3 separate regions of the Homo sapiens genome follow, and all the other regions are linked to region 1. Evidence: chromatin loops called from intact Hi-C (ENCODE). Cell type or tissue: heart left ventricle. All regions are shown on one strand.

The links. A loop is a pair of places that touch in the nucleus more often than their neighbours do. Peaks named below come from ENCODE experiments on the same cell type or tissue, not always from the same donor. Only the 100,000 strongest peaks of a DNase experiment are listed, where the experiment ranks them.
Region 2: it touches region 1 in a loop (2.8-fold over the local background); 14 of 110 quality-filtered maps call a loop at or near these places.
Region 3: a loop joins it to region 1, with 2.0 times the contacts of the local background. A loop is called at or near these places in 8 of 110 quality-filtered maps.

Annotation. Positions count from the first base shown.
Region 1 is chr18:57,800,017-57,808,016 of GRCh38, forward strand. ATP8B1 (ATPase phospholipid transporting 8B1) reads right to left here and starts at 3,299. Exons shown (of 28, transcript NM_001374385.1): 1 at 2,982-3,299. RefSeq lists an enhancer at 2,919-3,556. In heart left ventricle, no CTCF peak of the experiment used is centred here; DNase peaks (open chromatin) are centred at 2,305, 2,554 and 3,295; H3K4me3 peaks cover 4,262 bases; H3K27ac peaks cover 5,436 bases.
Region 2 is chr18:57,663,915-57,671,914 of GRCh38, forward strand. It overlaps ATP8B1 (ATPase phospholipid transporting 8B1), which reads right to left. Exons shown (of 28, transcript NM_001374385.1): 17 at 7,554-7,666; 18 at 5,404-5,568; 19 at 4,515-4,626; 20 at 3,178-3,253. It overlaps ATP8B1-AS1 (ATP8B1 antisense RNA 1), which reads left to right. Exons shown (of 3, transcript NR_164148.1): 3 at 4,092-5,369. Among named protein-coding and RNA genes, the nearest start is that of ATP8B1-AS1, 38 kb to the left of the region's middle. In heart left ventricle, no CTCF peak of the experiment used is centred here; no DNase peak of the experiment used is centred here; H3K27ac peaks cover 1,366 bases.
Region 3 is chr18:57,690,413-57,698,412 of GRCh38, forward strand. ATP8B1 (ATPase phospholipid transporting 8B1) reads right to left here. Exons shown (of 28, transcript NM_001374385.1): 7 at 7,383-7,455; 8 at 7,206-7,276; 9 at 5,038-5,120; 10 at 4,759-4,917; 11 at 4,170-4,258; 12 at 1,395-1,585. Among named protein-coding and RNA genes, the nearest start is that of ATP8B1-AS1, 64 kb to the left of the region's middle. RefSeq lists an enhancer at 3,275-4,474. In heart left ventricle, no CTCF peak of the experiment used is centred here; no DNase peak of the experiment used is centred here; H3K27ac peaks cover 1,071 bases.

The DNA.
Region 1 (8,000 bases):
TACAGGCATGAATACAATTAATCTAACTGAATGTCAACAGACCTGAAAACTCACAAGATACCTAAAGACACCACTAAGAAAAACTTTCCAGGAGACTAAACTAGAACCAAGTGTACAAATAAACTCTAAAATTAAGTGCTTAAGCAATTTAAAAGGCATCTCTTTTTAGAGAGATTTGGGACATAAATTGTTCTGGGGCCAGGCACAGTGGCTCACACCTGTAATCCCAGCACTTTGGGAGGCCAAGGCAGGAGGATTGCTTGAGGCCAGGAGTTTTAGATCAGCCTGGGCAACATAACAAGGCCCTGTCTCTATGTATTTTATTTATAAAAAATTTTAAAAAACAACTTGTTCTGGTACCTAAAAAGCAAGTTCCTCTGCATTCATGAGTGCATCGGTTTCTTTTTCAGTAACCGACACTAAAGAGCAAAGGTAACTAGGAAAAATCTCTCTGGAGTTGTTAGAATTACCTGCATTCTGTGAATGTTGCTTATAAAAAACTAAAATGGAATTTTAATTCATAAGGCAATAAAATCTTAAAAATATACCAGATACCTGCAATAATAGTATTTTTAGATATCAATCTAATAAAGAAAGTAAGAAACCAACATTCAAACACTGACTATATATAAAGAACATTCATATGTTCTCTGATTTAATTCTTTCAACAATCCAAAGAGATTGATAATATCTTTTCCCCTCAACAGAGCAGCAAACAGAGGTTCAGAAAACAAGAATTCATTTAAGGTTATACAATTAATAAGGAAAAGAACTGAAATCTGTGGGCATTTTTATATTTTCCACTACTCCTTGCTTCAAAAGGATGGAAAAGAAAGAGGAAAGAGGAATGGACGGAAGGAAAGGAAAAGAACATTCTACAGCCAGATCTGGTAGTGACTCCATTAGCACTAAGATCCCCTAGACTGAAAATCAGATTAAACATAAAATCAGTCCTGAACTTGCCTTACCACCGAAGACTTCTTTTTGCGAAGCCATTTGCTGTACCACATTATTATTTTTAAACTTCTATTGAACAAAAAACAAAACAAAACCTCTCCCAGTTCTATCACTAGGATGTAATAACATGTGCACACAGGTGTGTGTGTTCCTTAAAATCCATAAGGAAAACTTGAAAGCAGCCAGAGCTGACCTCACACAGGTGGCATCTGTGTTGGACAGTAATAACCAAAAGAGTCTTGCTCGGCCCTTAATAACCCACGCAAAGAATCACTAAAAGTTACTAAAATACAGCCACTGGAAAACGACGAATGAACAAAGTGGTTAATGTTCCTTCCCAAAATTATAGCAAGGAAAACTCCACCACCTAATGAAAATCATTAAGAGAATTCAGAGGAGTTAACTGCAGGCAGGCGTGACTTCTCCCCCAGAAAGTAATCAGCTAATAAGCATTAATCATCTTGTGCACAGTCTGCGCATTTATAATAGGGTTTAATAAAGCCTTCAACAACAGGCCCAGAATTAATGAACGGCATCTTAGGTCTAACACAAAAGTATTCCTTAGCGGACGAAAATTAGCGCTTCTACTTCACATTTGCTGTCGTGTCCCCCATATATACGGGCTCGTATTCACTATCCCTGGAGGCTTTATCACGCGTGGTTTTTTTTAGCTTTTGTTCCTGAAAGCAGTTAACCTTCATCGATAACCTACCGTGTGCCGGGTGATCTCCAAACATCCCACTAGTTTTTTCTTTTTTTAGTTTCCCATGGGTAGTGGCAAAATTTTGAAGGCAATGCAACCAGGAAGATGGGAGCGAATATTTTCTCACGCCAACAGGGAGGCCAGTTTCCGGGAGAGGAACTCGGCGGCGTCTGGAGCTACCCAGGAAGAGCTTGCAGCCCCCAAGGGCAGCGCGTGCAGGCCAAGGGGGTCGGGTAGGGTTGAGCGGGTACTCACCGGGCAGAAGCGCGGCCCAAGTCCTCCTTACTTCTGCGTGTCAATCCCCCTTCCCCAATTTGCATCCTTACTGCAATCCAGTCTCCCCCGTACAACCGTCACGGATCTGCGCTCCGAGCACCGCCCCCCCCCGCAACCAGCCACCAACCCCCGGCAGGGACCACAGGCACACGCCTCCGTCGGAAAAGTTGGGCAGACACTTCAGAACTTTTCTTTCACTTTGGGGAGAAGGAGGGAGTTGGAGAAGTGGGGGCGAGGGGTGTTAAAGCACTGGGCCATTCTCTGCAACATCTCCCCGCGCCCCCCAACAAGTTGCCCCTCCTCGTGCACACAGCGAGGTGACAGCGCAGGGCACCAAACTGCTGAGGGAAGGAGATGCCTGCAGCCATCTCAGCGGGGCTGGCGGACGCGACCCGACAGTCACCGGAAAAACAGTGGTGTCGGTCTTCCCCATCACCTCCCCTCCCCATCCCACAATAAAGCGCACGGAAGATGTCTGGGAGTACCTGGCCCTGCCACAGGAGCTGGGGAGGAGAGCGATCTCACCCCCTCCATCCCTCCCGGCAGGTGGGCCGCGGTCAGATACGTTTGGCCCGCAAGTCCTTTTCGGACACGTTGGCATCTGCTCCCAAAGAGCGCCCCAGCAGGACCCGGTCACCGGGGTCTTCCAGAGGGGCGGTAGCCACCGCACAGGAGCCAGCGGCATCCCCCAAGGAGCCGCAAGCCCTACCTGGCTTAACCCCCGGACATGTGTGTCGCTACCGATCGAAGAACCCAAACACCCCGAGATTTCCCTCCTCTAGGCAGGTGAAAACCCCACGGAACTCTCCGCAGCGCTGCCTGCCCAGCCGGCCGTGTCTCGCCGTCCCCGAGGCCTCGGGGGCTCCCAGCACCTCCACCCAAATCCCACCTGTGCGGGCTCGGGAGTCCGAGGGCGCTGACAGCTGCTGCCGCCGCATCCCGGATCTCCAAAGTGCGGCGGGAGCGGCCAGGGAACCTGCAGGACACCGCCGGGCCAAGGGGCTTGGGAAGGTCTGGGGGCCCCCGGCGCCGCACCCCTGCTTACCTGGCGTTCGCTGGGCCCCGGCTGGGGCATCCGCCTGGTGCGCGCCGCTCGGAGCGCTCGCTGCGCACCTGGCCGCTGCCGCCGCCCGCCCGGCCCCAGCCCTGGCCGCCGCGCTAGCGCTGCATGGCGCACGGGGGCTGGCCGGGGGCCCGGGGAAGCGTGTCTAGTTGGCGGCGGCACCTCCGGCTCTCGCGGCTCGCTAGTGGCTCCCCCGCCTTTCCCCGCCCCGCGTCCGTGCACCCTTCCTCTGCAGCCGCCCTTTTGCCTCCGCTCCGCCGGACCGGCCAAACTGGTTTCTCCGCTCGGGGAGGTGCCTCTGGTTTCCCTCCAGCAGCCGCGGCCGCCGAGCCTCGCTGGGGCTGGGGCTGGGGCTGGAGGCGGGCTCGGCCTTCTCCCCTCCCTTTTTCCCTCCCTAGGGCGGAGAGGGGCTGGACTGCAAGCCCCGGGGCGGCCCGAGGCGGCCCAGGTCCAGCTCCTGCCCCACGCCCTCCGTGCGTCCTGGAGTCAGGTGGGCACCCCTTTCAGTCTTCCGAGCCCAGCCTACGAGCCCTTGCCTCGCCCAGCCTGAGACCCAGTTGCTGCGGCTGCTCTTAGCTCCCCGGGGGCCGCACTCGCCACCACACCTCTCCAGCCCAGCGTCACTTTCCCGCTGCCCTTGGCTGGCTTGGCCGTCACCCCGGGTCGAGGACTGAGCCAGCCTGGAAAGCTGGCGGGGCCGCGGCGCGCCCGGGACCTGAGCTCCCTCGGTAAGGGGAGCTGTGTCCTCTTGATGCCAAGTCATGTTTGGGGACCGGTCACCGAATGCGCGTCAAAGTTCGCCGCGTGGAGGGTGAAGAAAGAGGCTGCGCCTCAAGACTTCCAGAAACGTATCCTGTGATTGCAGCCAGCAGGCTTTCTGCCGAGTCCAAACGCTATCGAGTTTTTTTGGGTTTGGAGTCAAAAGGAGTTAAGGTGCGGCCCGTGAACCACGCGGTGTAGGTGGAAATTTTGGACTCAGCGCCTCGTTGCTGGCTGGTGTCTGAGCGGGTGAATCGTGCCTCCCTGGCAGTATAGACATTACCCTCCTTCTTGAGTAGACTTTTGCCGCTCCCCGACTATGGACCGAGTCGTTGGGATAAGAATGGAGGAAAATCAAAGATCAGAGTTTGCTTAAAATGCAGTAGGGGAGCCAGGACTCCCACACGATTCCCAGTCACCTAGAGGCTCACATCTATGCCCAAGAGTCCAGACTCCCAACTGGGTCATCACAGAGGCTTCCTACAGGAGGCCGTGCTTGATGGGACTCAAAGATCCACAGCTTTAAGGATCAGAGTTGTGTAGAGAGGGTATTCAACGGGTGGCCAACTGGTAGAATCTTGTCTGATACCAACCCCGAGGCTGCTCTAGGCTTCTTTTTCATGAGTCAAACTTGATCTCTGACTAGGTGCTGGTCAGTCACTCAATCTATCCAGGCCTCAGTTTCCTCATTTGTAAAATGAGATTGGACCAGATGGTCTCTTCCAGCACTTATATTCTGAAGCTAACGACAGAACAAAGGTACCGATGCAAGAGAACATAGGGCCTGTTGGTGACACTGGTTGATCTAAGACATTTAGACTTGTTTTTGGTAGCACCTGCAAACCGTTGACAATTTAGGACCGAGCATGAGCATGATCAAGGTTGTGTTTTAGGGAAAATAATAGGGAGATAGTCTAGAGAGGATAAAACTGAAGATGGGAGAATCACTTGAGAGGCTGGGACAGCGACATACGGAGGAGTTGCCAGGGGAAGTAAAAAGGAGGAAATTCAAGGGACACCACAGAAGAGAGATAGGGCACGAAGTGGCCACAACCTGCAACTGACTGGGAGAGGGGAGCAATGGAAGGTGAGCCAGGTTCTCAAGACTGGGTTATGGCATGCAAGGAGCAGCAGACTCCAAAGGAGGGAAGCCGTTTAGGAAGACTCTGCCCCTATCTGGATAAATGCCAGCAAACCTAGGAATCAAGAGGGGATTCCAGACTAAAGGGGGCACCCCCTCCTTGCAGATCCACTACCAAGTGCTCAACCTGTCCAAGAAAATGTTACATAGAAGAGACTAAACAAGGACGCATCCAATCTACACCTGTACCTAGATCTGATCAATACCATTCTGATGTCTGCATTTATTTACTTGTTTATTTATTTATAGAGACAGGGTTGGGTTTCACTATGTTGCCCAGGCTTGTCTTGAACTCCCCAGTTCAAGCGGTCCACCTGCCTCAGCCCCCCAAGGTGCTGGGATTACAGTCATGAGCCACCACCTGTACTAAAAATACAAAAATTAGCCAAGCATGGTGGCGGGCGCCTGTGGTCCCAGCTACTCAAGAGGCTGAAGCAGGAGAATCAATTGAACCTGGGAGACTGAGGTGGCAGGCAGTGAGCCGAGACTGTGCCACTGCGCTTCAGCCTGGGCAACAGAGCGAGGCTCTGTCTCAAAATAAAATAATATTCTTTCATTCAACAAAGATTTGAGTGTGAGTGCCTACTGTGTGTCAGGCAGTTTTCTAGTTGCTTGGGTACATCTATGAGCCAATCAAATATCTTTTTTTTTTTTTTTTTTTAGACAGAGGCTCGCTCTGTTGCACAGGCTGGAGTGCAGTGGTGTGATCTCGGCTCACTGCAACCTCCACCTCCTGGGTTCCAGCAATTCTCCTGCCGCAGCCTCCCGAGTAGCTGGGGTTACAGGCACAGCCACCAGGCCAGGCTAATTTTTGTATTTTTAGTAGAGACAGGTTTCACCATGTTGGTCAGGCTGGTCGTGAACTCGTGACCTCATGATCCACCCACCTCAGCCTCCCAAAGTGCTGGGATTATAGGCGTGAGCCACTGCACTCGGCAAGTATCTTAAAAGGTGGCAAATGCTTTGAAAAAATAGAACAGGCTGGACTGGGAGAAGGCCCCTGAAGGAGCTGCCTTTTGGAGTGCTGTAAAAGTTATATTTCTTGATCTGAATGATAATTATACGAGTAGACGCATATGCAAGAATTCATTGACCTGTATGCTTAAGATTTATACATTAAAAAATAATAGACCAGGCACGATGGCTCACACCTGTAATCCCAGCACTTTGGGAGATCAAGGCAGGTGGATCATGAGGTCAGGAGTTCAAGATCAGCATGGCCAAGATGGTGAAACCCTGTCTCTACTAAAAATACAAAAAATTAGCCAGGCGTGATGGTGGGCATCTGTAATCCCAGCTACTGAGGAGGCTGAGGCAGATAATTGCTTGAACCCTGAAGGCAGAGGTTGCAGTGAGCTGAGATTGCCCCACTGCACTCCAGCCTGGGCAACAGAGCGAATAATAATACTACTACTAATAATAATTGAGCAGGATTAAGAGATTAGGATTTGGAGGATGAGTCACAATTTTAAATAATGTGGTCAGGGTAGGCTTCTTGAAAAGCTGCATTTGAAAAATGACTTGCAAGAAGGTAGAGTTTCATCTTTGATGAGACAAATCCTTTGAAAACCCATTTTGCATGGAACCCACCAGATGGAGGCATGTTAAAACCTTATCCTAGGCGCAGTGCCTCACGCCTATAATCCCAGCACTTTGCGAGGCTGAGGCCAGTGGATTGCTCGAGCCTAGGAGTTCGAGACCAGCCTGGGAAACATGGTGAAATCCCATCTCTACAAAAAATACAAAATAAAATTAGCTGGGTGTGGTGGCCCGCACCTGTAGTCCCAGCTACTCAGGAGGCTGGGGTGGGAGGATCCTTTGAGCCCAGGAAGTGAAGGCTGCAGTGAGCTGTGATTGCACCACTGCACTCAAGCCTGGGTGACAGGGCAAGACACTGTCTCCAAAAAAAAAATTAAAAAAAAAAACAAAACCAAAACAAAACACCCACACCCACACAACTCCACAACCTTATCCTAGAACACTTCCCCTATGTAAGTCTTCCTCATCTTAGGAAGGAGGTTCTCAGAGTGCATCAGCTGGTGTTGCTGATGAAGGAATTAGCTCACCTGGAAACCGACCTTGTCCTTTCTGAAAGAACCATGCCAAATTTTGGGGTGCCTTGTCAGGGCAATCACTGGAAGTGTCTCACATGCAACAATTTTAAAATGCATCTTACATGAGTCACTGAGAGATGACTTCTTTGTCCTGGCAGAGCCCTGATTCCACCAGCCTTGGCAGCCCTTTCTCAGCATTCTCAGATGGGATTGAATAAACACTCTGGTTTTATTTAGAAGTCACTCTCATTTAGTAACCAACGAGCTGCTGGGGGAAATCACGAAATGTAACAGAAATGGCCATTTCTTTTTATGTTTTATTTTTTATTATTTTTTTGAGACAGGGTCTCACTCTGGCACCCAGGCCAGAGTGCAGTGGTGACCATTGCTCACTGCAGCCATTGTGCCCAGAAATAGCCATTTCTAAAAGAGGGTAACAATGATTTTCAACTTTTGTAGTTCATAATTTCCTCTGTTTCTTTTTTCCCCCCTTTTCTTGGCAGCAGTCTTATGTACATTTGCATGATGTGGGTAGGAAAGCCAGGGAGGTTGCCAAGAGAGCTAGCTCAGTTTTACTGAAAATTTATTTCCTGGAATTTTTTTTTTTACAAGATAAGATAAGTGATAAAAGATATGTTTAAATGGAGGTGATACTGCTTGTATTCAGTTCTTTGCTAAGCCCAGTGGTCGTTTAAGCTAAAGCATTTAATGCCAATGGAAAGACTCATGCTGCACTAGGTGCTATTGTAACCCATGCTTGGCAGTCAAGATTAACTCAGTTGAAAGTTCTTCACAGTCATTATCCAGACCAGATCCAGAATTTTAAATCTGATAAGACACCTCTTATGTGAATCTGTCCTAGCAATAAGTGACATTAGAATTTTCAAATATCTGCCCCACATCCTTCGAAATGGCTTTTAAAACAACAAATACAGATGATATATTCTATTTTCTCTGGCACAATGAGTTTTCCAACATTCCTTCTAAGTTACAAGGCTTTCCACTTCCTTTACTACTTAATGACTTCTTTTTTTCTGACTAACATTT
Region 2 (8,000 bases), 140 kb before region 1:
CACCACCATGCCCAGCTAATTTTTGTATTTTTAGTAGAGACAGGGTTTCACCATGTTGGCCAGGATGGTCTCAATCTCTTGACTTCATGATCCACCCGCCTCAGCCCCCCACAGTGCTGGGATTACAGGCATGAGCCACCACGCCTGGCCAGCCCTTTTTTTTTTTTTTTTTTAACTGAGCGACATGTAATTTTACTATGTCTCGATTCATCCACCATGGGGGTACCATGTAATTCATCATTTTTCAAAGACAGTCAAAGGAAGATACAGTTGAAAATGTATACACAGCAACAGAAGAAAGGCAATCTTAGGCCAGGCACTGTGGCTCACACCTGTAATCCCAGCACTTTGGGAGGCTGAGACGGGCAGATCAGTCGAGGTCAGGAGTTCGCAGCCAGACTGGCCAACATAGTGAAACTCTGTCTCTACTAAAAATACAAAAATTACCCAGGCGTGGTGGCGGTGCCTGTAATCCCAGTTACTTGGGAGGCTGAGGCATGAGGATCACTTGAACCCAGGAGGCGGAGGTTGCAATGAGCCAAGATTGCACCACTGCACTCCAGCCTGGGTGACAGAGTCTTTCTAAGAAAAAAAAAAAAAAAAAAAAGGAAAGGCAATCTTGATCTGAATTAGAATACTGGCTATTGTTTGTTAGGAATAAACTTATTTTCATATAAACAAAACTATATCTGTGTTTGAGAAATTCTCAGTGCTTTATATCAACAAATTAAATGTTTGTGTTAAAATGATATATGTGACAAGGCTACGTGTAACACTTTCATGTGATAGAAAAATGAGTCATGAAATTTTGGAGTGGAAGGGACCTTAAATATCTTGTCCAATCTCTTCATGTTACAAATAAGGAAATCAAGCCAGAGGAAGGTGATGTGATTTGCCTGCTGCAGGTTGATAGGAAAACTAGAATGAGGACTCAGTTATCTTGTAACTTCTGGCTCAGGACTCTTACTATTACATACAAAAAGCCATTGTTCTTCTCCTTCCAAAGAAGGCTTCTCAGCCTTTGCACTCTTGATGTCTTGGGCCTAATAATCCTTTATTTTGTGTGGCCATCCCTTGCACTGGAGGATGTTTAGCAACATCCCTGGCCTCTACCCACTAGAAGCCAGGAGCACTTCTCTGCAGCTGAAACAAGCAAGTGTCTCTGGACAGTGCCAAAGGGTCCCTGGAAGGCAAACTCACTCCCCACGGAGAATCACTGCACTAGAGGATTAAGTATCTAGTATCCCTTTTCCACATCAATTTAATTCTCATTTTCAAGTTAAAAGTGAGTGACTAAGACAAATCATTGAAAGGCCGTAAGAGAAAAAAAATGAAGATACCTTCTATTCAAATCATTTTATAGGAATCATCAATTTAAGAGCCACCTGGGAAGATGATTCCTCTCTCTATAAAGGTAAACTCAGCTAAGGGCATGGTCACAACATTTGCTACTTGCATACATTTTATCTTTTACTTTAGCTTCGGGACCAATTTTTAAGACTTTCAAAAGAGAGACCAGAAATTTTTTTACAGCCCCATCTACAAAAAATAAACAAAGCCATATAGTAATTAATCAGATTACTTGAAGCCCAAAACTACTAAAGTAAACTCATTAAGCATTAAGCATTTATTTGTCTGTTGCTACTTTTTTTTTTTGAGACGGAGTCTTGCTCTGTCACCCAGGCAGGAGTGTAGTGGCACTATCTTGGCTCACTGCAACCTCTGCCTCCCAGGTTCAAGCAATTCTCCTGCCTCAGTCTCCCGAGTAGCTGGGATTCCAGGCACATGCCACCATGCCTGGCTAATTTTTGTATTTTTAGTAGAGACGGGGTTTCATCATATCAGTCAGGCTGTTCTCAAAATCCTGACCTCGTGATCCACCCGCCTCGGCCTCCCAATGTGCTGGTATTACAAGCATGAGCCACCGTGCCCAGCCTGTTGCTACTTTTTTAAAACCTAAAAGCACAAAGGGGCATGGCTTATGTACCTCTATTTGGGCACATAAACTAAATCAGTTCTAAATGGAACTGATTTAGATCATAAGGCTACTGATTTTGTCTAATTTGACGGAATACCTAATATACTAGAACAACTAGAAAATGCTTTATCACCATCATTAGAAATAAGACTAATATTGACCATCAATTCCCTCATCACTTTATCACACCTGGCAAATGTGTATGTTAACAGTTTAATCTGACCTCATGCTGGCCTGAGAGAAGCTCTGTAGGGAAAAATCTTGAGGAACTGTCAGGCCATCAGTAAACACATCACAGTAACTGTGTGCAGCATATTTATAGCTTCAGAACAAGACAGGGCTTTTTCATCATACATTTCCAGGTCTGCTGCGACTCTGATTCAAAGCTAACAAACGTTTCAGCATATGCTAACATTTGAATTATCAGGCCTGCCCCACCTAGACTAGATTACAGGGGACCTACATGATGTAACCCACCCACACATTTCCTTCCCGCAAAAGTTTTGGGTTTTTTTTTTCCTTTCTTCTATTTCCCTTTCAAAAGTAAAAGTTCCTAGAAAAAGCAAAATAGGACTATAATTCATATTAATTTGCTAGCGATATTACAGGCTTTTTACGGAATTTTTAGTAGGTGAACCGAGTTTTTTTTTTTTTTTTAATGAGACAGAGTTTCACTCTTGTCACCTAGGCTGGAGTACAGTGGCGTGATCTTGGCTCACTGCAACCTCTGCCTCCTGGGTTCAAGTGATTCTCCTGCCTCAGCCTCCCGAGTAGCTGAGATAACAGGCACCGGGCACCACACCCAGCTAATTTTTGTAGTTTTAGTAGAGACGGGGTTTCACCATGTTGGCCAGGCTGCTCTAGAACTCCTGACTTCAGGTGATCCACCCGCCTCGGCCTCCCAAAGGGCTGGGATTACAGGCATGAGCCACTGCGCCTGGCCTGAGCTGAGAAGGAATGGAGAAAAATGGCCTCTGAAGGGCCCCAAGTTTCCCTAAAAGTAAAATCTGCTCAAATTTAGGCTGCACCTTGATTACTTGGAACTGCCTGTTGTTGTCTTGCCTCATTTAAACATGAGGAAACTGCCCCAAGTGACACATCGTAACCCCTATTTCTTCATATCTGCTATCTTCTACAGACAGTCTTGCATTTGCAAAGATGAGCTATTACGTAATTTCATACTGCAGGCTTTTACTCACTTAATATCCTCCCCATAGCAGATGGTGGTGTCTTCAGTCAGAAGTTCACAAGCAAATCCTATATTTTCAGCAGTTTCTACAATAGAATAAAATTAAGTCAAATGTCATTCCTGCTGTTTTTATTTTATTTTATTTTGTTTTTTGAGACAGCATCTCACTCCCACTGCCTAGGCTGGAGTGCAGTGGCACAATCTCTGCTCACTACAGCCTCAACCTCCAGGATTCAAGTGATCTGCCCATCTCAGCACCACCCGCAGCCCCCAAGTAGCTGGGACTACGCAACTCGCTGCCAAGCCACCAAACAATTTGTGTTTTTTCTAGAGATGGGGTTTTGTCATGTTTGCCAGGCTCATTCTTACTGTTGAACTGAATAATTGATTTTACCTAGTAATGATATTTTTTAGTTCATGAACATAACCAGATTCACACAAACACACTATTTTTCTATAGCAATCTGTAGGAATCACATGCAGAAGAAAAATCCTTTTCTCCATAATAAAACAAGTGAAAGTCAAAGTCTAATTTGAAATGTTTTCAATAATAAAATGTGCTATATTATCAAACATATAAACTGGTTATTTAGTAAACCAATGTTCATTAAATTACTAAACACTCTCAGTTCCTGGTTCAATTACTCTGTTATTGGCGGGGGGCGGGGGCAGAGGGAAGCATAATAATTTCCACCAACCCTTACGTGAAGATTTTTTTTCCTTTTAAATTACCACCCAATTTGGCATTTATTTAAGGTCAGGGCTGTGCTTCCCATAACTTTGCAGAGTGTGTAACCCGTTGACGATTTCAGCGCAAGAGACATTATTTGATTTCTTGTGGAAGGCTTACAAAGTAAAGTATCAATACCAAACAAGTGCTTGTTGAGTTCTAAAGTTAAAAAATTAAAATCGTTCTTTCCTTAGGTATACAATTTTATTGCCAAGCAATAAAATTGGCAAGAAAACCAAAGTTATTGTTCAGTACTTTGTATTGTTCTACTCTGTGCCCACCAAATGTCAAAGCACTGGAAGGACAGAGGGACAAGAGGGATGGCCCTTTCAGGACGGGAACCCACGTCTGGCTGGAGAGATAAGACCAATTATAATCAGCAAGACATGGCCAGGAGCTAAATTATAAGGAAGAAACTGCTACTGAGGGGGATCAGGAAAGGATGCAGAAGAATGTGCTGGAAAAACAGAGGAGGGTTTCTCAGAAAAAGCATCTTCCGTCCAAAGAAACAGTGTTTGTACAGGATGAAAAGTCTGAGGAGGTCATCTTGGGCAAAGGAAACGGCAGCTATAAATATTTGTGAATTAACAGATATGCTTCCCTGCACAATGAATTACCCTTTTTGTCTCCAGTAAGCACCCAGATCTTAATGTCAGCTTTTGCAAGTTTTGAAATGGTTTCTGGAACTCCATCCTGTAGCTTGTCTTCAATAGCTGTAGCTCCCAGGAGCTAGAATGTATATTAAAAAAAAAAAAAAAAGGAATTAGCAAACAAACCAAAAGTTTTCTGTAATTACAGGTTGCCAACCTGTAAAAAGAAGGGCTAATTATACATCCTGGTTGCTGCTCTCCTGGGGCCAATGGCCAGTGTTAACAGGGAAGGCTGCCATGTTTCACAATTACTGCAAACCAACACACCTAAAAACTTTTTCCCTAAAGGATGAACTATTTAATTTACCAAGACAAAAATGCAAGTACAAAATCAAGGATGTTAAAAATACACTTTTCTTGTGTATTTGTGGCTTTATACTGACATAAACCGTAAACCAGTTGCAATACTAGCTATTTGTTGAATATTTTCCACTTATCTAAACCCTACAAAAACTATGTATTAAATTTGGAAAACTTTTAGAAACAATATATTTTTCTTATTTCAAGATTTTGCAGAATATGAATTGTTTCGGTAATTCCCCCAATGTAATAAGTATTAGATGCAGGTTTGTTATTGTTTAAAAATTATAATAAATTTTAATAAGTGATATACAAATTATGGAATTAAATTAGAACTTCTCCTAATGTATTTTGTCTTTTGGTTTCTCATAATGGCAACTTCTGTTCTGCTCCTATTTTGGTGAATAAAAGAAATAACCTTCTTCCATTGTGCCAGTGTCAAATGCTGAAGTTACAATTATCTCTTAAGCATGAGATCAAATATTCAATAAAACTTAATAAAAATTTCAATTCTGCTTAGAATATCAAAGAAAAAGTTATTAAGGCTAAAACTCACAATTAAGTCTTTTTCAATCTCCTCATATACTTTATCCAGAGCTTCGTCCCGGTTGGTGGAGGCCACACTGGCAGCCATAAACTTTTTATTCCATTCTGTAAATTCTTTTTCTTCAATTTCCTTGTAGCAAAGGCATAGGGTTCTAAGAGTTTCATTTGCAAAGATCTGTTTTATTTAAAAAAATAAATCCACCAATGCAAAGAATAGTTAATTTATGTAATTCAGGATCAAGTCTGAAATTTTACTTTGAAGTAATATACTAACAGAATTTAAAAAGAGATCATTAAACATGACAGATTCTGTACAAATACACTTTAGAGAGGGGATTAAATGTCACTTTTTTTTTTTTTGAGACAAGGTCTGGCTTTATCATCCAGGCTGGGATGCAGTGATGCAATCCCGGCTCACTGCAACCTCTGCCTTCCAGGCTGAAGCCATCCTCTCACCTCAGCCTCCCAAGTAGCTGGGACTACAGGTGTGCACCACCACGCCTGGTAATTTTTGTACTTTTTTTTGTAGAGATGGGGTTTCATCATGCTGGTCTTGAACTCACGAGCTCATGTGATCTGCCCAACTCAGCCTCCCAGCGTGCTGGGATTACAGGCATGAGCCACTGCACCCAGCCTAAACATCACTTTATAATAGACTTTGCTTTTCTAAACTTCTATAGGGTCCAGGACTGCACTTCCAGTTTCCAAAGGGAAAAGCTTACCTTTCTTCTAAATCTTCTATTACCTTTCTCATTTTCTCATTTTCTCTTTTTCTCTTCATGACTAGGAAAATATCAGACCAAGGGAGCTGCCTTGGGGTGTAATGACATAAGCACGAACCTGACAACTTTATAACTTGTTCCAACAAACTGTGATACAAGTCCAATCACCTATGAACTCTCCACTAAGCATTATTCCCTCAAACCAATTCTAAAATACACAAGCCATTGTTAAAGCTGAGGTCAAAGCTTTTAATGGAAAAGAGTATCTGGCAATTTTCCCATGATGAACGATTCAAACATTTTCTTTTTTTTTCTTTTTCTTTTTCTTTTTTTTTTTTTTGAGATGAAGTCTCACTCTATCGCCCAGGCTTGAGTGCAGTGGTGCGATCTCGGTTCACTGCAACCTCTGCCTCCCTGGTTCACGCCATTCTCCTGCCTCAGCCTCCTGAGTAGCTGGGATTACAGGCGGGTGCCACTGCATCTGGCTAATCTTTGTATTTTTGGTAGAGACGGGGTTTCACCATGTTGGCCAGGATGGTCTCGATCTGTTAACCTCGTGATCTGCCACCTCACCCTCCCAAAGTACTGGGATTACAGGCGTGAGCTACTGCACCCAGCCTGATTTAAACATTTTAAACAGTTTCAACATGAACCAGTAAACATCTCATTACTTTATAGTCACATCTTTTTTATTTTGACCAAGTTTTGCTCTTGTCGCCCAGGCTGGAGTGCAATGGTACGATCTCGGCTCACTCTACCCCCTCCCTCTGGGGTTCAAGCGATTCTCCTGCCTCAGCTTCCCAAGTAGCTGGGATTACAGGTGCCCACCACCACACCCAGTTAATTTTTTTGTATTTTTAGTGGAGACGGGGTTTCACCACGTTGGCCAGGCTGGTCTTGAACTCCTGACCTCAGGTGATACACCCGCCTTGGCCTCCCAAAGTGCTGGGACTACAGGCATGAGACACCAAATACTCAATCAGTTGAACCGCTTCTGCCATCTTGGCTAGACAAGATGTGACCTATAGTCAGCTCTGTCATCCTGTCACATATGAATGCTTTCCTTCCTTTGCACTACAACTTGAAGTTAGTGGAGGTCTTGGGGACCACACACATAGTAAGACTACAACCTAGTATGGTTATGTAGCTTGCTCAAGGCCACTGGAAGAGAGCTAAGCCATTCCCCTGCCTCAGTCCTATAGACCTTGAAGACCCACATGCTGGGAGAGGGCACCATGGTGATATCCCAGGAAGTCAGTGGCAGGGGCAGAACTGGGACCCAGGTGGCTGTATTCCTACTTTACTGCTCTTTCCACCCCAACTATTGCAAAGCAAAGGGAGGGTCAGCAGTTAACATACAGCTTTCATGCAAACTTAACAGACAGCATCAGAGAGTAAGTTCAGAATCCCTTGCAGAAAGAATAAAAGTGAAACTTACATCCAGGGCATCCTGTGTTTCTTGCTTAGTAGGATTCATTCGATGTAACCGTTCATAAATAACAGTGTCAGCACCTTTACAGTAAAGCTTGATATTGCCTTCTGGGGTTCTTACTGGTAGTAAAAGAAGGAAATAAACACAACAAAGTTTGATTTTTTATATATATATTTTTTGAGACAGGGTCTTGCTCTGTTGTCCAGGCTGGAGTGCAGCAGTTCAGTATCGGCTCACTGTAGCCTCGACCCCCCAGGCTCAAGCAATCCTCCCATCTCAGCCTCCCGAGTAGCTGGGACTACAGGTGCATGCCACCATGCCTGGCTAATTTTTATTTTTATAGACATTGGAGGTCTCACTATGTTACCCAGGCTGGTCTTGAACTCCTGGGCTCAAGCAATCCTCCTGCCTCAGCCTCCCAAAATGCTGGGATTACAGATGTGAGTTACCACA
Region 3 (8,000 bases), 110 kb before region 1:
ACTTGCTCCAGCATGTTTTCAAAGGACCTTTATCTCCAAGAAAAAAGAAATCGTATTTGTCACATGACATACCTTTATATAAAATTATGTATACAGTTTCTTTTATAATACACATTGATGGTTTTAGGCAAAATTATCTATGTAATAGTTCCCTTGACAAAGGTAACACTCAACTCGGTTTTTCTCAAAGTAGCTGTGGAACAGATGGCTGCCCCAGGGCTTTCCTTCATGTTAAAAGAACAACAGTAACTACATGTAATCAAATTAAAAATAAAGCAAATGCACATATAATGACACTAAAATAAAATAAATGCCTCTAATTATAGGTGTGTATGTGATTCCTATGTCTCTGGGCTATTCTTTATCAGAACTAAGAATGAACTCTGGCTGCTGGGTTTATTCCAAAGCACTATCCCTCCCAAAAAGGTCTCAAAGTCAGTTTGGCCAAGGGCAGTGAACTTTCATATTAAAAAGAGAAAAAGGCCGGGTGTGGTGGCTCATGCCTGTAATCCCAGCACTTTGGGAGGTGAGGTGGGCAGATCACCTGAGGTCAGGAGTTGAAGACCAGCCTGGCCAACTTGGTGAAACCTGTCTCTACTAAAAATACAAAAAAGTAGCCAGACATGGTGATGGGCACCCGTGATCCCAGCTACTCAGGAGGCTGAGGCAGGAGAACTGCTTGGATCCAGGAGGCAGAGGTTGCAGTGAGCCTAGATCATGCCATTGCATTCCTGCCTGGGCAACAAGAGTGAAACTCCATCTCAAAAAAAAAAAAAAAAAAAGTAAAAGTAAAAAATGAAGAAGTATCACCAAATCAGCTGCTTACCACTTATCGGAGATATGCCCCTGACTTTGTTGTTGTGGTTGAGATTTGAGATGAAAAAGAGAACATTTTGAGAGGTTGATGAAGGACAGGGAGTTTCTTTCCTACTAGGAGGTAGTGGCCGGAAAGCACAAGTTCTCCACCTTGGGTGTGGCAGATGATAATAAAGGCTCAGATAAGAGGTGAGGACCACTTCCAAAAGGGAAAACTAAGTTTTTCCATCACCTGCTAAATCTTCCCCTCCTCCCAGTCCCTTTCTGAAGTCTGGGCTTTGGAACCCGGTGAGAAGGGAACCTTACTAATAAGACAATGACTACAGGAGTAGCAATCGATCTTTGAAATTCCCTACCCTTATCTGCAAACAGGATGAGATAAAAGGTGCCTGGCACAGAGTGGATACTCAAATGTTAATTTCCTTTTCCTCTCTTACCCTCAATTCTGAAATGAACGTGATTTTCTTACCTGTTCTTTGTGACCTTTGAAACAGTGATCACTAGAAATGAAGGCACTATGTTGGGAGAAGGTACAACATTCTTCCATTAAAGCAAAATGCCAGAGAGGACAGCCTTACCTGACATAGAGAGAGATGGGTACCATGGTGTTGAGAACAATGATATAGCCCCAGAAAATGAGGAATCCACGGTAGGAGGGTGTATCGTCTTCTCCATCATAGAGGTACCAAGAGGAATTGCCCACCTGTGCTTCCCAATAAGCATGGCCGATGGCAAGACCAGCAGAAAGCAGAATAAGAACAACAAAGATCTAGAAGACAGAAAACATTTAAATGCATTCTGAAGATGGATTTCCAACCTCTTGCATTTCCTAGATGCTAATTAACCTTACTCAATACTTCATATGATTGAGAATTTAGTAGTCTGAAAAATAATATATGTCAAATAAAAACAGCACTATCATAACGCTTTGAAAGTCTATTTGATTGCTGCAATTGACTGATGTATCCTACATCTCCCATAGAAGGTAAGGTTTTGTTCCCAAAATTATCTCTCCAAAGAGAAGGTGGTGTCTTATATTCAAATCCTTGAAGAATCTTATATTACAGGGCATTCTCTCAATTACGTTTACTTTGAACAATAACATACTGTTTGGGGAAGATATCTTACTTAGCATGAAACAACTTCCAACAAGGCTGAACTGGAAAACTGGAATGCTTATAGAAGATATTCAACAGATTTTTTTTTTTTTTTTTTTTTTTTTTTTTAGACAGCGTCTCACTGTATCACCCAGGCTGGAGTGCAGTGGTGCCATTGTGGCTCACTACAACCTCCACCTCCCTGGTTCAAACAATTCTTATGCTTCAGCCTCCTGAGTAGCTGGGATTACAGGCACGCGCCACCAAGGCCGGCTAATTTTTGTCTTTTTAGTAGAGACGAGTTTCACCATGTTGGCCAGGCTGGTCTCGAACTCTTGTCCTCAAGTGATCTGCATGCCTCAGTCTCCCAAACTGCTGGGATTACAGGTGGCCCTCACCCAGCCAGAATTTTTTTTTCAGGGCAAGAAAATTTCACCTATATTTGGGCGATTATTCCTTAAGGTGTAATGTCATAAGTATTGCATGACATTGTAAAATAAGATCACTTAAGAAGCAATATGATAAGTATTATGTTGTAGAAGTTATGAGCATATATTTATGGAAGGAATAAAAAGTCAACCATCCTAGTGGTACTTGGAGATTCGCAAGTGGGAATAAAATTTCCAGAGACAAATTTAAATTTCTGGACATGGAGTCCAAAAGTGCTATATCTCACAACTTTGTCGTGGAAAGAGCAGAGTGCCAAACAGGCTCTTTGAGAGTGGATAACCACAACCATGACACCAAAGATGAATGTGAAAAGTTCAAATACAATTTTCATGAAATGAGAAAGCAGGGGAAAATGTTTCTTAAATTATTATTTTTATGTGATTTTAAACATGTATATGCAATCAAAGAATAAGTTTTAGAAGTATGCATTCAAATTGAATTAAATACTTGAAAAAATTTTTCATTGGGAAATAGAAGGAGTGCTTAATATTTGGGGTCACCACGTGGGCAGAAAAGAGCAAACATAGCAGGTCTGAGACTGCTTCCTCCGAAGGCCGGCTTGCAAGGTTCGCCCTGGGCTGGTATCTGGTAACTTAGATGTTTGGAGGATTTCCCAGTTATTTTTTATTCTCTGATAAGAATAGCTCATGGGCCGGGTGCAGTGGCTCATGCTTGTAATCCAAGCACTTTGGGAGGCCGAGGCAGGCAGATCACTTGAGGTCAGGGGTTCGAGACCAGCCTGGCCAACATGGTGAAACCCCGTCTCTACTAAAAATACAAAAATTAGCCAGGTGTGGTGGCAGGTGCCTGTAATCCCAGCTACTTGGGAGGCTGAGGCAGGAGAATCACTTGAACCTGGGAGACGGAGATTGCAGTGAGCCAAGATCATGCCATTGTACTCCAGCCTGGGCAACAAGAGTGAAACTCAATCTCAAAAAAAAACAAATAATAATAATAATAAAAAAACTCATGATGCCTAACTGTGCAAACAGCATGGTTTATGCTGACCATCTGCATTCTTTTGGGGAGTCTAGAGTTTTTTTGTTAAAAACCTTTGACACTGAGTCTCTCATGAGCTTCCCTGGTATAGACAACATTTCACATGTGGTGTCATTAATTGCTGCTGGGAGAATTAAGTGCCTATTGTGTGTGTGGTTTGGTGGGGAGTGGGGGCAGGACGGCCGACTTTTGGAAGCTTGTGCCTGGTTTCCTTTGCACTTTGCTCCATGAGTCTTTGGTGATCTTGCTCTGTGTCCTTTTGTTGTAATGACTCACAGCTGTGAATACGACTATGTGCTGAGGCCTATGAGTCCTTCCAGTGAATCATCAAACCTGGGAGTGGTCTTGAGTGTCCTCGACATACTTTATTTTTAGCCTTGCCTTGTATTTGGAGCTATACAGTATATGTTGGGGGTGCTGGGGGAGGCTTGCTTCTAAGAGAACTGCCTCTATGGGAAAGTAACAGCAATGAAATCAACCCTACATTGACTTCAGGAGTCCAGCTTCACTAATTTATCTAGGGCTTCCTGGTTTTCCAGTTCCCGTCATCAAAGCACTCAGGGCACCCTACAACCGAAATTTCCCTTCCCAAGGGAATTCTCCTGTTAAAAGTGTGGCATTTCTGAGAAAAAGTAAGGCATTTCTGGAAAAAAAAATCCCTTCTTCCTGCATTTGAAGCTTGGAGTGCCCAATAATTTTTCTATTCCACCTAAAGAGGTAAGATTTTGTATTAGAAAAACATACGATAATATTAGTGCAAAAGACAGCAATCTAGATGAGAGATCTACTGAGATGAAAAATAAATACCGTGTAAACCATGTAGTTCATCAAGTAATCAATTTTAGTTCTTTTAAATCTGGTTTTCCCACTATTCTTCATTATTTTAGTGTCAGCACCTGAAAATGGAAAATTCAATGTAGTCATCAGTTGGGAAAAATCAATTCACTAGCTCACCAATAAAATTACTCTTCTTGGCCAGGCATGGTGGCTTACGCCTGTAATCCCAGCAGTTTTGGAGGCTGAGTTGGGCGGATCACCTGAGGTCAGGGGTTCGAGGCCAGCCTGGCCAACATGGCAAAACCCTGTCTCTACTAAAAATACAAAAATTATCTGGGCATGGTGGCACATGCCTATAATCCCAACTACTCTGGAGCCTGAGACAGGAGAATCACTTGAACCCAGGAGACAGAGGTTGCAGTGAGCTGAGATTATGCCACTGCACTCCAGCCTGGGCTACAGAGTGAGACTCTGTCTCAAAAAAAAAAAAAAAAAAAAAAAAAAGCTCATGATGCTATTACTCTTCTTTTGGTTTTGATGGACAAAGGACAGAAAAGCAATCCCCTCTAAGTCTTTAAAGATCATAGCTGATTAATTTCCCAAGAAACTCTGAACGTACCTGCAAAAATGACTAAGCCGTGGCAGAAATCGGTGTTCCTAATTACACAGCCACGTAACAAAATTTTATCAGCATCCAAAGGAAAACTTGTGTTTCTCCAAAATAGTGTTCCTGTAAACTTATCTAGTCTGTTATTGGGTTCTTCACATTCAATAAAACCTTTTAAAAATATAAGATTCACATAATTAATCACATACAAAAGTCTTTCTGGTTTTAATCAATAGGAATTGAACCAAGCAACTAAAATTTAAAGCAAAGTAAGACATGTTTGGTACAAACCATCAAATGTAGCCAATGTATCTTCTCTTTGGAGGTACTGGTCTGTGATTTCAAGTGACATCTTAAATTTTAAATTGGTTTCTCTAAAGGAATGGGGAAAAAATGAATTAAATGAACAAATTTTTGAGTTCAAAGTGGAAGTTAATCATCCAAAGTTACATTAGCCATACCTGGACATGAAGCCTAAATAATTAGCTGTTTCTATTTTCAAACTCTGTTCACCTTGGAACTTCAGGTTTGGAAAAGGTTATCCCCTGAAGTCGAGAAAATTTCTGACCTTGGGAAATGTTGGTTCCCTTCACTGTTTGTTGTTGTGAAGGTTAGGACAGAGGTACCCACAAACATCCTTCTCATTAACTTTAACTTTACCATCAGCTAGGACTACCAAAGTGCTGTTTGAAAATGTAGTGTCTAATATTTAATCACATTAAAATGATTCTATAACACATATTTGTTACAGAAATTCTGTTTCGCCTCTGTCAAATTCTTTTCCAGAGTGAATAACTGGATCACATGTTTTTGAAAGACAATTTTATTTGGAAAAGGAAGTCTTAGCTTTACTCCCAACTGCCCCACCATAGTGCAAGGTAAGGTCGTGGGTGGGCACAAGGGCAGGCCGGGGCAGGTGCTCTCAAGGGTGAGGCTGCCGTCTCACGACTGAAGGCTTTATATAGGATTCACGAATACTCAGGAATTTTCCCTAGGGAAGTTCATTCTCAACCTCACCATTCTGTTCTGGCAGGGCATGTTAGGATCTTATGTCTTTGTAAAGCTTTAGAATCTCTCATGGAAATAATAGCAGTTTTATAGTTGAGAATAAACAGTCGGGCGCCGCGGCTCACGCATGTAATGGCAGCACTTTGGGAGGCAGAGGCAGGCAGATCACTTGAGGTCAGGAGTTTGAGACCAACCTGACAACAGAAAGCTCTATCAGGCAACTGCCCATAATCCAATTTGGGTATAGCCTCGGGGCCTTAAAGAGAATGCAGTGTCTTTGTCAGTTAAGCCTTTACAATTAAGAAGTGGTTAATTGGTTTTTAACCAATTAGCCTGTACAATTAAGAAGTGGTTAATTGGCTTTAAGTATTTTTTTCCGCCAAAAAAAAAAAAAAAGTGTGATAGATTTCCAACAGTCAATTGCCTGATCTATGAAGCAATGACAGCCCTAGTTTTCAGTCTCATGATTTCCGCTCTCTGTAAAGCAGTGTATGCACATCTGGAGCGTGAGGCGCGAGGAGCAGAGGGAGCAATGTCCCGACTCTACCACTTACTGTGTGACCTTGGGCGGGCTGCTGCACCTCCCTGGGCCTCCGATTCCTCATGGGTAATACAGACGAATAATATTCGTCTCACATGGTCGTTTAGAGGATTAAATGAGCTAATATGTAAAGTGCCGGCAACCTCGTGAGCACTCAATAAATGCCTTGAAAACTGGTCAGAAAACTGGTCAAAAACAGAACTTCATTCTCTTTTAAATGATAGCATAGTAACCAAAACCAACACAAGGAGAATTCAAAATTGCCTCCTGGGGCCAGCTGCTGTGGCTCACCCCTGTAATCCCAGCAATTTGGCAGGCCAAGGTGGGCAGATCACTTGAGATCAGGAGTTCGAGACCAGCCTGGCTAACATGGTGAAACCCCATCTCTACTAAAAATGCAAAAATTAGCTGGGTGTGGGGGCTGGAGCCTGTAATCTCAGTTACTCAAGAGGCTGAGGCAGGAGAATTGTTTGAACCCAGGGGGTGTGGAGGTTGCAGTGAGCTGAGATAGCACCACTACACTCCAGCCTGGGCGACAGAGTGAGACTCTGTCTCAAAAATAAATAAATAAATTGCCTATTGGTAAAGACTTTAAAAATCTGTTCCTTTCTCTGACACAGATAATAACCTCGATATTATTCATATCTGTCTGGACGCTGCTCAGCAGTTGATAAAGGGCTCAGACACATATGCTCCTGTCTGATCCTTTTACCTTCCCTGAGAGGTGGAGAAACGCAGGTAGTAAGAGCTCCACTTCACAGAGGCGCAAAGGTGAGATCAGTAGGGACAGCAGCAGGTGGCAGAGGCAAGGCCAGATATCAAGCCGTCTGGTCCACAATGCCCCGATTTCAGTGGAATGAATGTGCCTTCAAAGGCCAGCTTTAAATCAGGCCCATCGAGACACACTTACCCATCCAGTTCTGCTGTTTCCACATAGCAGAGGCTGTTAGGCTCAGAGCTAGACAGCAGGAGAATGTCAGCCTGTCCAAAACAAAACACACAAATAACACCGAGACCCTGAGGGAAAAGCCGAGCACAGGGGCTGGGGGAGAACAAGGAACAAGAGAAGCAGAATTTGTTCACTTACTGGAACAAAATCATTTTTTTTCAGACGAATGACGTCTCCAACTTGAATTTCTTTCCACTTAGCAACTTTGAACCTAAGGATTAAAAATAATGAGGATTTATTGACATTTTAAGTTACAGGCAAGGGAATTACTATTCTTTCTGGATGTTATAGATTCTGGAAAATATGCAAGTCACAGAGAAAATGCTAAAATTTTGCTCTTTAATGGATGTAAACATATTAAAGGGGGGCATGAAAATTGTATTGACCTCTGAAGGAAGCAATGATGAATGACTTTGATACATTCTTTTCATCTAGGTCATGTAAGGAAGAGTTTATGGGGGCCACTTATGTGCGTGGCAGGGAAATACTTGCCACCCCCTTTTGTTTTTGCTTATGTCCAACTTGCCTCCCTGCTGTGTTCCTTCTCAGTGACCCATCACTTGCTCCATGCTGGTCCCAGGACAGAAGCACCTACATTATGGCACCCACCTGGGCCTCCCAGAGTCTTCGTGGGGCTTCAGAGCTTGCCTACTCTCTGCTGTTTAAATTATCTTTATTATTTATTTATTAATTTTTTTTTTCATTGAGACAGAGTCTTGCTCTGTTGCCCAGGCTGGAGTGCAGTGGCACGATCTC